2 separate regions of the Homo sapiens genome follow, and region 1 is linked to region 2. The links are chromatin contacts, found by Hi-C in ENCODE. All regions are on one chromosome and are shown on one strand. Each heading gives the region's core, a stretch centred on a gene start or an enhancer-like site at or near the end of the contact. The rest is flanking DNA. Distances are from core to core; before and after follow the strand shown. Region 1 overlaps RGL1 (ral guanine nucleotide dissociation stimulator like 1). Region 2 overlaps SMG7 (SMG7 nonsense mediated mRNA decay factor).

The links. Hi-C counts contacts between places; a loop is a spot of excess contacts on that map. Pooled maps may share reads with other maps.
Region 1: a pooled map shows a loop between it and region 2 (2.7-fold over the local background). The contact joins two enhancer-like sites. A Hi-C loop is called at or near these places in 2 of 37 single-sample maps with no recorded cell type and 3 of 50 pooled maps.

What each region holds. Positions count from the first base shown.
Region 1 is chr1:183,907,123-183,913,526 of GRCh38, forward strand. RGL1 (ral guanine nucleotide dissociation stimulator like 1) reads left to right here. Exons shown (of 18, transcript NM_001297671.3): 15 at 4,960-5,146. Among named protein-coding and RNA genes, the nearest start is that of RGL1, 110 kb to the left of the region's middle. RefSeq lists enhancers at 4,490-4,579, 5,056-5,225. Within about 2 kb of position 4,354, at least 4 of the 41 ENCODE cell types and tissues checked have a DNase peak (open chromatin) inside an H3K27ac peak, as active enhancers do.
Region 2 is chr1:183,491,851-183,497,758 of GRCh38, forward strand. The region is part of intron 1 of SMG7 (SMG7 nonsense mediated mRNA decay factor); the gene reads left to right. Among named protein-coding and RNA genes, the nearest start is that of SMG7, 22 kb to the left of the region's middle. Within about 2 kb of position 1,826, at least 3 of the 41 ENCODE cell types and tissues checked have a DNase peak (open chromatin) inside an H3K27ac peak, as active enhancers do.

The DNA.
Region 1 (6,404 bases), core at 3,104-5,603, 420 kb after region 2:
TGGGGCTCCAAGAGGGTGCCATCAGAGTCGTGAGAGGAGATGTATTCAACAGGATGACCTTGAGCCAGGGTGAAAGTGAAGAGCACTCCGCTCATTTGTTAAGCCGTTTATCCTTCTGTCATGAACTCAAAGCATTTGCTGAGTCCATTCTTCTCCACTCCCCTCTCTGTTGTGAATCACCATTCTCTCCTGCCTGAATCACTCCAGTAACATCTTCACTGTCTTCTGGCTGCCCCTTACCCAACCATTCATTCTCCACTAAATAGCTAGGTTGTCTTTTAAAATGTACACCAGATTATGTTGCTTCCTGTATAAAAACCCCTATAGCTTTTATTTTAAAATAAAACCCAAACTCTGTATCCTGGTTTACTAGGCCTTACATGACTTAACCTGCAGACTTCCCTCTCTTACAACATTGCCCTCTGTTCACCAGTGTTGAAGACGTTTGCACTGGCTGTGCCTGGCCTGAAATGCTCTTTCTTCATGACTGGCTCCTTCAAATATTAGCAAAAATGTTATGTGCCAAGAGAGAACCCTTTCTAATGTTGCTGTCCACCCCTCATTCTCATTCATACTAGCTGCTTCCTCCAGTGGAATGTAAGCAACCTGAGAACAGGAACCTTGTCTATCATGCTCGCAGTTGTATTGCCTGAGGCCAGGAGTTTGAGACCAGCCTGGACAATGTAGTGAGATCCTGTCTCTACAAAAAAATATCACTTAAAATATTAGCTGGGCATGGTGGTGCACGCATGTAGTCCCAGCTACTTGGGAGGCTGAGGTGGGAGGGTTGCCTGAGCCCAGGAGTTCAGTGTTACAGTGAGCTATTTTTGTGCCACTGCACTCTAGCCTGGATGACAGGGCGAGACCCTGTCTCTAAGAACAAAACAAAACAAAACAACAACAACAAATATATATATATATTTATACACACATATATATATACACATACATATATATATGCAGTACCTAGCTCTCAATATGTGCCTGAAAAACCACCATTATTTTTAATGAAATGAATCAGTTAATATCTTTTTGAGGATTTGGGGGGATCAGGATTCTGACTGTCTTTATGGGCATTTGATATTTCCCAGCACTGTCTCTCCACCTACTTCAGTGAGTCACATTGAGACACAGGCAGGGATGGCACATGACCTTGAGTGTTGCCATGTCCCCGGTGTAACATAAAGACCTCTGCTGGATGTGGATAGCAAGGTCTCCCACCATCAGCGGCCACGCAGGCTGCTATCTGCCATCAGGTGATATGGGTGGTATGAGGCATTGTGGGTGGGTTGGAACATGCGCTTTAGTAGAAAGCATCTGGAAGATCATCCTGTGTTTTGCTCACCCTCTCTTTGTTCAGATGACTGTCCTGGCCCTGCGGAACTCTAGATTTATGAGCTTTTGGAGTCAGCTCTTGAGGAGAATTTTTCATAGTATCTTGCTGTCTTTTCATCTTTGCAGATATGGGGGAATGAACTACTGAGATAATCTGAGGGGCCTGACCAAGCCTTGTCAGCTGGTAAGACTGGCATGTGCACAGGGAATCAGCTCCCTGATAGAGGAGTCCAGACATGCAGGGGATCCTGGGTGTCCACTCTGCTCACTGAGGCAGCAGAAGGAATTGGGAGCTTCTGGACCCACTATGGCAGTCAGAGGTTCTTAAGGAAAAAAACAAAAATTCTCAATGCAGGCAGGCCTAATCCTGCGTCCTGCTACCTCTATCCTCCTGCCTTCTCCCCATCCTCATTTCTATGCTACTGCTTCTCTGTACTCCTCTCCAAGCCCGGGATCTATATGTTTTGTGGTGGGAGTTCTAATACCCCTGGATCCTCTGTCTTCACTGACACAGACAAGTGGTCAGTCCTATGAAAACATTTACTGTGAAATCCAGAGAGGGCAGGACTGTGAGGGTGCTATGCCCTTCACAAAGTGTGGTAGGTACTCAGTACATCTCTTACTAGTAAAATCTTGCTGGGATAACCCTTGGTATCTGCAGTTGAGTTTGGGCATCTATTATGAAAGCAGTTCATATGCCCCCATCTTATTTCTTGTACATACAAGGGTGTTTGCATACCATTATTTTTCAAAAGATTTCATGATCTTCTTAGCATGTTTACAAATCTGGGAAATGCATTTTTGCTGTTCCCACATTCAATGGCTCATCATTCCAAAGAGGTTGGAGAAAACTTTGGGTGCTTAGGCCTAGTTTGAAAGTTAGAGATGCCTACTACTGAGCCAGAATGAACCTTCACAACGCAGGACAAAGCAGGACCTTACTGAATTGTAGAAATGGAAGAACCCTAGAGACTCTGAGATAATGGATGGAGGACCACTAGTTGACATCCTTTCAAGATCTACCTTTGTAATTTATGAAGCAGTAAGAAAGGGCATTATTTTTGCTTCTGTGATCAGAGTTTAGCTCATACCCCTATAGTCCCTGTAATGCTCCTGTAATGCTTGAAGGGTCATAAAAGGAAGACAGGGAAAATGGGGCTGGAGATAGCAGGGTAGAGATAAGGCAGAGCAAAAATATGCTTGAGCTCTTGGAATTCAAGCATATAATTCCGAAAATATTTAATAAAAAATCAAGTTCACCTTCATTGTTTCTATTATTGTTGTTATTTTATAGTCAGTACTTGTTTAGGTTCAGCCCACGTGCTAGTTGCCTTGCATGCCGTTCCTTCTTAATCTGACTCCCGCCCTCCTTTTACCACTACTTGTGGTGTAAATCTGTTAACGGTAAACCTTCTCAGTCTTAGTCTGAGAAAGTCTTTATTTTGCCCTCCTTCTTAGAATTATATTAGACGGGTATAGAATTCAATACTGACTGTTACTTTCACTCAGCACTTTGACGATATTATTCAGTGTCTTTTGACTTCCATGGTTACTTTTGAGATGTGTGGTATCTGCTTAATTACTATTCCTCTGTTTTATGTTCCCACTCCTGTTGCTTTTCTTTCTTCTTTCCTTCCTTCCTTCCTTCCTCACTCGCTCTCTTTCTTTCAAAAGAGTTTTGCTCTGTCGCTTAGGCTGGAGTGATCTTGGCTCACTGTAACCTCTGCCTCCTGGGTTCATGCAATTCTTGTGCTTCAGCTTCCCAAGTAGCTGGGATTACAGGCACATGCCACCACACCTGGGTAATTTTTTTGTATTTTGGTAGAGATGGGGCTTCACCACGTTGCCTGGAGTGGTCTTGAACTCCTGAACTCAGGCAGTCAGCCTGCCTCGGCCTCCCAAAGTGCTGGAAGCACTTTGAGAGCCACTGTGCCTGGCCCCCTGTTGATTTTAAGAATTTCTTTTGTCTTTGATATACCAGTTTAAGTGGGAGTTTAGTCTTACCCTATTCAGGACATGGCTCTTGGATGGGAGGATTCCTATGGTTCACCAGTTCTGGAATCCTCTCAGCCACCATCTCTTCTGATATGGGCCTTCTTCCATCCTCTCCATGTCTTCTGGAACTCCTCCTACACATACCTGGGGCTTTCTTACTGCTTTCTCCATATCTTTTCACTGTTCTTTCTATGTCTTTATCTTTTGATGATGATTTTTGAGGATTTTCTTCAGATCTGTCATCTAGTTCATGATTTTTTTCTTCAAGTTATTTAATCCTTCCACTGAGGTTTTAGTTTAAGTCACCACCTTTTTCACTTAGAGGTGAAATGTTTTTCAAATTATCTTCTTCCTTTATTAGGATGTCTTGCTCTGAGCTCCGGTTTTCAATTTCTTCTTTTATGTCTTTAATATTTCCTAACATACTTATTTTGCAGCTTGGCTTATAGTAGACATGCAGATATTTGTTGGATGAATAAGCACATTATTAGTTTTGTTCTGACAGTTCTCAAATTTGAAGTTCTCAGGAGTCTAAGCCTGCTTTTTGTTATGCCTGTTGGCTCTCTCTTTCAGTGGAATATTTCCTTGTGTGTATTTTGTAATTTTGTATCACGAGTTTATCTTTATCAGGGGATTCTCTGAAGCCTGGGCTGAAGGTATATCCCTCCCGCAAGATTTTCTTTTTTTTTAAGAAAAAATCTAGTTTACTAGCGGTGTCACCGGTTGAGAGTTTCTAACCCCATAGACCACATAAATAGCAAATTGGAGTGAGGCACAGACCCAGCTCACACATGACTTCATAGGAGACATTTTTCTTCTTTCCATGCTCAGGCAAGAACAGTCTCCCTGTTGTCTTCCTATGCTAGTAGAAAGATATTTTTCTGGCCTATCTTTTTAGTAAGGGTATAGCCCTTTGTGGGCCCTGGCTGTATATAGTTTTGGTTCTAACTCCTCACCATTCATAAACAGAAACCCTCATCTTTGGGCCCTGGGTGTGCATTAAAACCCATATCACTATTTTGCCAAGATTGGGGCCTCCCACTCCCCCACCAGAGCAGCTGCAGAACTAGCTCGCGTGCTTCTGGTTTTCAGTTCCTTTTTCACTTAAGGCCTGTAGGGATTTCCCTTCCTATCTTGCAAGCTCAACTAAAAAGAGTTTTTAATATTTCTTATCTAGCTGTTTTATAGAGGAAGCATTTAGGATACTGTAGTTCACAGATTGTTGGAAATAGAAGTCTTCCTCCTTGGTTTCTTACCCAAAGCAGTGCCATCCCTTCTTTGCCTGTGAAGATCATTTTATGGTAGGAAGTGATGGGGGTATGCTGATGGTATCTTGATCCTGCCAAGGTGGTCCATAGACTGTTAAAATGTAGAGGACCATTGACCTAGAAAGACTTCAGATTAGTACTGAATAATCTATGTGTTCTTTGAAGTTGGAAATACTCTTTTGGGACAAGATGTTTACTACTATTTGTTAGAAACTTTATAGCGAATGTCCTCCTAAAATAATAATGACAGAACACACAAGACTGAAAAAACATCAAGGGCTTAATCAACACAAAATATTTGCCTAATCATGGATTCCAGATTTGTAACAGCCCAAATGCTTGGCATTCTGTTTTTTTCCAGACTGTTTCTAGGGTCTGACATGATCACCAGTCCCACTCCCACCAAAGAGCAGCCCAAGTCCACTGCCAGCGGGAGCTCTGGTGAAAGCATGGACTCTGTCAGCGTGTCATCCTGCGAGTCGAACCACTCAGAGGCTGAGGAGGGCTCCATTACTCCCATGGACACCCCTGATGAGCCTCAAAAAAAGGTATATACTCAACCCTTCTCATAATTCCTAATGCAGGCACCTACATGCTCTTTGCCACACCACAGCAAGGAATGTCTGTTTTTAAGTGGATCACTCTATAGTATTTTGAAAGTCATGTTTTGAACAGGCATCAAAAGAAGAGTTCAATTTGGGGACATACTACTAATAGAAACAGGTGTAAAAGCACTAAGCAGTTTCGTTTATTCATTTGGCCTTTGAAATATTGTTCTATACCCACCTCTTAAGGCACTGGAGTTATTTAGGGGAAGTAGGACTTCTTAGAAAGAGCAAAAAGTCAGAGATGGAGATGTGTCAGGTTCTTGGTGCCATGTTTTGTCTTAGCCAAGCATTTATCACAATAATGTTGCATTGCATGCCACTCCAAAAGTCAGTGACTTAAAACAACCACTATTTATCTCTCTTATGTATCTGCTGGTTGGCTGATCTAGGTTGGGCTTGACACTAGGCCACAGATTTGGTCCAGGTCTGTTCCACTTGCCTCTCATTATTGTTGGAGTAACGGGCTACCCAGGGCATGCCCTTAGCATGCTAAGACGGACAAGCAAGAGGGCAAGCCCACTCGCAAGCATATGTCAAGCCTTTACTTGAGTCGTATCAACCAACATTCTATTGGCTAAAGTAATCATGTGGCCACATTCCACATAAGTAAATGAAGCAGAGAAATAGGCTCCAGTTTTAGTGGGAGGAACTCTGAAATCACAGTGCAAAGGGCACAGCTGCAGGGGAAGATGAGGGATTGGTAACAAGGATACATTCTCCCATGTTGGAAAAAAGGAAACTGATGAGAGGTGATAAAAGAATTTCCGTCGAGTTTCTATTTTCTGTGACTGCATAAATAAAAATTTAAAAACCAAAATATCTTAATCTTAAGATCTTAATTAAGACCAGTCTTCTTTTTTTTTTTTTTTTTTTTTTTTTTTTGAGATGAAGTCTCACTACTCTGTTGCCCAGGCTGGAATGCAGTGGTACGATCTTGGCTCACTACAACCTCTGTCTTCTGGGTTCAGGGGATTCTCCTGCCTCAGCCTCCCGAGTAGCTGGGATTACAGGCATGTGCCACCATGCCCGCATAATTTTTGTATTTTTAGTAGAGATGGAGTTTCACCATGTTGGCCAGGTTGGTCTCACACCCCTGACCTCAGGTGATCCACCCACTTCGGCCTCCCAAAGTGCTGGGATGAGCCACCGCACCCCACCAATATCAGTGTTAATCTTCTGTACACATCTGCTTCAATCT
Region 2 (5,908 bases), core at 576-3,075:
CCCAGTCTCTGCTTCCAAGATGGCACCTTGTTGCTGCCTTCTCTACAGGGGACAAATGCTGTGTCCACATATGGCAGAAGGGATGGAAGGGCAAAAAAGGCCGTACCTAATTCTCTCCAGCCCTTTCGTATGGCACTGATCTCATCCATGAAGGCAGAGTCCTCATAGTCTGATCACCTCCTAAAGGCATCACCTCTTAATACTGTTGTGTTGGGGATTAAGATTTAACATGAATTTTGGAGGAGGAGGCACAAGCCGTCATACCATACCAGGCAGTAAAAATTTACTCCTTAGTTTTCTTCTAGAAATAGATTAAGTCTGTGATCCATTTTGGGTTAATTTTTCTGTGATGTATACTATTGTTTGAGGTTAATTTTTTTCTAGTTTTAAAATTTTCATCCAGTTGTTCCAGCATCACTTGTTGAGAAAATTGTTTTTCCCATTAAATTACTTTGATACCTTTGTCAAAAATATATTGGCTATACATGTAAAAACACACATACACGTATACATAAATGTAGAAATAGGTGAGCCTGTTTCTGACCTCTGTTCTGTCCTATTTCTCTGCATGTCTTTCCTTTGACTACTATACTGTCTTGATGACCACAACTCTCTAGTAAGTTTTGAAATCAGGTAATCTAAGTTCTCTATTTTTTGGGAATTGTTTTAGCTATTCTAGGTTTTTGCATTTCCAGATAAATTTTAAAATAGCCTGCCAGTTTCTAACGAAAACAATCTGCTTGGGTTCTGATTGCAATTGTGTTATAACTATAGTTCAGTTTGGGGAGAATTATATAAATCCTTCTGAAGAATCAGCTTTTGTCTTTCACTTATTTTCTGTGTCTTTGTTTTCTGCTCTTCACTATTTCCTTCCTTCTACTTTATTTGGATTTAATATGCTGTTCTTTTTTTTATAGCTTCTTAGATGCTTAGGTAGATGCTTAGATCAAGGCTTTTAGACCTATTTTAACATAAGCATATAAAGCTATAAATACCTCTCTAAGCACTGCTTTTATTGCATCCGACACGTTATATATGTTTCCGTTTTCATTTGGCTTAAAATATTTTCCAGTTTCTCCTGTGATTTATTCTTTGACCTGTGATTATTTATTATTTATTTTATTTTATTTGTTTTTAGAGACACGATCTCGCTCTGTTGCCTAGGTATTGTGCAGTGGTACAATCATAATTCACTGCGACTTCAAACTCTTAGGCTCAAGTGATCCTCCCACCTCAGCCTCCTGAGTAGCTGGAACTACAGGAATGCACTGCCACTGTTCCTGGCTAATTTTTACAAACTTTTTTATAAAGATAGGGTCTTATTGTATTGCCCAGGTTGGTCTCAAACTCTTGGCCTCAAGCGATCCCCTGGCCTCAGCCTCCCAAAGTGTTGAGATTACAGGTGTGAGCCACTACACCCGGCAACCTATGATTATTTAGAAATGTTTGATTCATTTCCAAATATTTGAGGAATTAGAGAACTTTATTCTTTAACTTAGACAACTAATTCTAGTTGTTTATATATATATTTTTAAATTTGTACTTCTATGACTTTAATTCTTTTAAATTTCTGAGATTTGTTTTGTGGTTCAGCATATGTTCTATCTTGGTGAATGTGCCATGTGCACTTACAAAGAAGGTGTATTCTTTTGTTGGGTAAAATGTTCTCTAAATGCCAGTGGGATCTGTTGGGTTATAACCTTAGTGTTGGTCTAACCTCACTGGTTTGTTTTGTTTTTGTTTTTTATTGAGACGGAGTCTTGCTCTGTCACCCAGGCTGGAGTGCAGTGGCGCAATCTCGGCTGATTGCAACCTCTGCCGCCCATGTTCAAGTGATTCTTGTGCCTTAACCTCCCAAGTACCTGGGACTATAGGCACACGCCACCACACCTGGCTAATTTTTGTATTTTGAGTAGAGACGGGGTTTCGCTGTTGGCCAGGCTGTTCTCGAATGCCTGACCTCAGGTGATCTGCCCGCCCTGGCCTCCCAGAGTGCTAGGATTACAGGCGTGAGTCATAGCACCCGGCCACTTTACTGGTTTTCTGCCTACTTTTTGTTAGTTATTGAGAGAGTTTTGGAATCTCCAAATAATTATAGATTTATCTATTTCTCTATTCCCTGTTTCTGTTTTTGTATTTTCTTTTTTGCTTGTTTGAAACAGGGTCTTGCTCTGTTGCCCAGGCTGCAGTGCAGTGACACCATCATGGCTCACTGCAGTCTCAATCACCTGGGCTCAAGCAATCCTCCCACCTCAGCCTCCTGAGCAGCTGGGACTACAGGCATACGCCACCATGCCTGCCTAATGTCTTCTATTGTTTTATGAACTGTCTTACTCTTTTTTAAATTGCTCTAGTATTTATATTATGCACCTTTATATTATATAATTTTATGTATAATATAAAATGTTACAACAATATAGTACTTTCATTTTCCTTTCCTTTTGTTTGTACTACTATTGTCAAACAGCTTCTATATTTGTTTTAAGTTTCAAAATTTAGGGGACTTTTTTGGTTTTTGTTTTTTTTTTCTTAAAACAATAAATTGACTTTTAAATAAGTTTTAAAACAAAGAGAAAAAAGTTATTTTATATTTACTCATATATTTACTATTTCTGGCACTCGTCATCTCTTTGTTTAGTTCAAGGCTTCCATCTGGTATCATTTTCTTCCAGCCCAAAGAGTTTCCTTTTTAATATTCCTTATGGTATTGATCTCTTGGCATCAAATTTCCTCAGCTCTTATGTTTCTAAAAAAAAAAACGTATTTTTTTCACCTTTGGTTTTAAAGAATATTTTTGCTGGGTATAAAATTATAGATTGGCATTTTTTCCCTAGTATTTTAAAGATGTTATTCTATTATCTTCTGGCTTGTCTTTTTTCTGATAAGAACTTAGCTAGCCCTTGTTCTTTTTTTTTTTTTTTTTTTTTTTTTTTTGAGATGGTGTCTCGCTCTGTTGCCCAGGCTGGAGTGCAGTGGTGCAATCTCGGCTCACCACAACCTTGGGTGTCTCGCTCTGTTGCCCAGGCTGGAGTGCAGTGGTGCAATCTCGGCTCACCACAACCTTGCCTCCCGGGTTCAAGCGATTCTCCTGCCTCAGCCTCCCGAGCAGCTGGGACTACAGACACACGCCACCATGCCCAGCTAATTTTGGTGTTTTTAGTAGAGACAGGGTTTCACTATGTTGGCCAGGCTGGTCTCCAACTCCTGACCTCATGATCCATCCACCTCGGCCTCTCAAAGTGCTGGGATTACAGGCGTGAGCCACCGTGCCCAGCCTCTTATTTTAATCCTTCTTAGGTAATATATATATATTTTTTTCTCTCCTTTTATCATTGTTTTTCAGCGATTTGATTAAAATGCCTTTGTGTGGTTTTCTTTTGTGTTTAAATGCTTGTAGTTGAGCTTCTTAGATTTATAGGCTTATAATTTTCATCAAATTTGGATCCTGCAATTGCCATTGAAGTCTGTATGTTCATTTCTCATGTATAATTCATGTGAGAAAATACGGTAAACCTGTGTTATCTGGTAATTCTCATTAATAAAAAATTTCTAAAATTAGGATTTTTGTTTTACATTATGTTGAGGAGGAAGAGAGAGTGAGGAAAACAACTAGAGAGAACTCCTGGGAAAGAACTTACGCTAGAAGCTAAAACCAGGAGGATTTCTTGAAGAGTTCTTTATCAGATTCAAGGGAAGTAGGATGTGGGTGTGTCTTATGCTGTTCAAAAAGGCAAACTGGGCCAAGCGAGGTGGCTCACGCCCCTAATCCCAGCACTTTGGGAGGCCGAGTCGGGCGGATCATGAGGTCAGGAGTTCGAGACTAGCCTGGACAACATGGGGAAACCCATCTCTACTAAAAATACAAAAATTAGCCGAGTGTGGTGGTGCGTGCCTGTAATCCCACCTACTCGGGAGGCTAAGACAAGAGAATCGCTTGAACCCAGGAGGCAGAGGTTGCAATGAGCCCAGATTGTGCCACTGTGCTCCAGCCTAGGTGACGAGCAAGACCTTTTCTCAATGGAAAAAAAAAAAAGGCAAACTGAATAAATCATAAGCAATGAGATATTTACACTTTAGCTTTTAATATATGAACTGTTGAAAATTGAGGCCTGTCATGCATTGTAAAATAATGAGCAAAAAAAGTTTAGGCTCCAGAATTCTGATACTGTGCCTGGATTTGAATTCCAGTCCTAGCACTTACCATCTTTGTGGCATTGGGCAAGTTTCCTAAAATCTCTAGGAGTTTCTTTAATCATAAAATTGGAAAAATGGTTATAATCTCAGGTTGTCATGAAAACTAAACCCAGGATGGCTTATGTTCTTCACTTGTCATTTAGTAGATCCCCAATAATTATTAGTTATCTTTCCTTCTTTATATATTAACTTTTTATTCTTTCATTCAGGGACTTTTTTTCCTTTTAAATATATGCAATAGTTAAACAAGTCCCTATGGCCCTCATGAGACTGTATTTACCCATTATGTTTCTCTATTGGATCTTTTCTATGTTGTTGTTTATCCCATCCTATTAAAAAACATGTTATGTATTCCATCTTAAAAACGCTTTTGACCTTTACATCTCTCTGTAGCTACTGCCTCTTTCTTTTCCCAGACTATTGTCTAAATTCAATTTTAACCTCAGTTCCTATCCTCTTATAACAAGATCCTCAGTGACTTCCACATTACTAAATCCAGTGATTAGTTCTCAGGCCTCATTTTACTTTATTTTTCAGGAGCATTTATTGATTCTGCCCTCTTTTCTTGAAGCTTTTTCTTTATTTGGCTTCTGGGACACTTCGTTTGACAAATTTACCTCCTACTTCTCTGGCCACTTGTTCTCAATCTGTTTACTATTTGTTTCCTTCTCAGTCTAGCCAGGAGTGTCCAGTGTTTTGGCTTCCCTGGGTTACATTGGAAAAAGAAGAATTGTCTTGGGCCACACATAAAATATGCTAACACTAATGATAGCTGATGAGCTTTTAAAAATTGCAAAAAAAATCTTAGAATGTTTTAAGAAAGTTTGTGAATTTGTGTTGGGCCGCAGTTAAAGCCGTCCTGGGCTGCATGTGGTCTGTGGGCCATGGATTGGACAGGCTTAGTCTAGCCCTTAAATATTGGAGTTTCTCAGACTTGTTACTCTTAACACTCCCTTGGTAATGTCATCCCGTCTTATGGGCTTTAACGAATATCTGTATGCTGATGACTCCCAAATGATATCTGTACTCCCACTTTCCTCTGACCCCTTTAACAAAACTCTTTAAGAAACTACCAGTTAATTACATTCATGTCATACCTTTGCTTAAAATGTCCAAAAATTTTGCTTGGTGGTTTCTCATATCTCAGACTATCTAGATCAAGTTAAGTCTGACCTGCATAGTCCAGAACAACTTCGCTCAAATGTCTGGGCCCTCAACTGGAATGGCTGTGATAGCTAAGAAAACTGGGTCTCTCTTCCCAAGTGGTCTGTCATCCTCAGCTTCATAGTGTTTTGATGGTGTTCCAAAAGGGCAAGCCCAAATGTGCCAGTGCTTACAAAGTCTCAGTGTCACATTTACTGAAGTCCAGTTGGCCAAAGTAAGTCACATGACCAAACCCAGGATTGGTAGGAGTTCCAGGGGTGCAAATGCCAAGAGGTGTGTGATTCATTGGGGGCAGTTAATAATGTATCACAGGTTTTATATAATCTGCATCTGGTTTAATTTGTTAAATTATTTTTTATTTTATTTATTTATTTATTTTGCGATGGAGTCTTGTTCTGTGGCCCAGGCTGGAGTGCAGTGGCGCGATCTTGGCTCACTGCAACCTCTGCCTCCCCGGTTCATGCGATTCTCCTGCCTCAGCCTCTGGAGTAGCTGGGATTATAGGCGCCCGCCACCGTGCCCGGCTAATTTTTGTCTTTTTAGTAGAGAG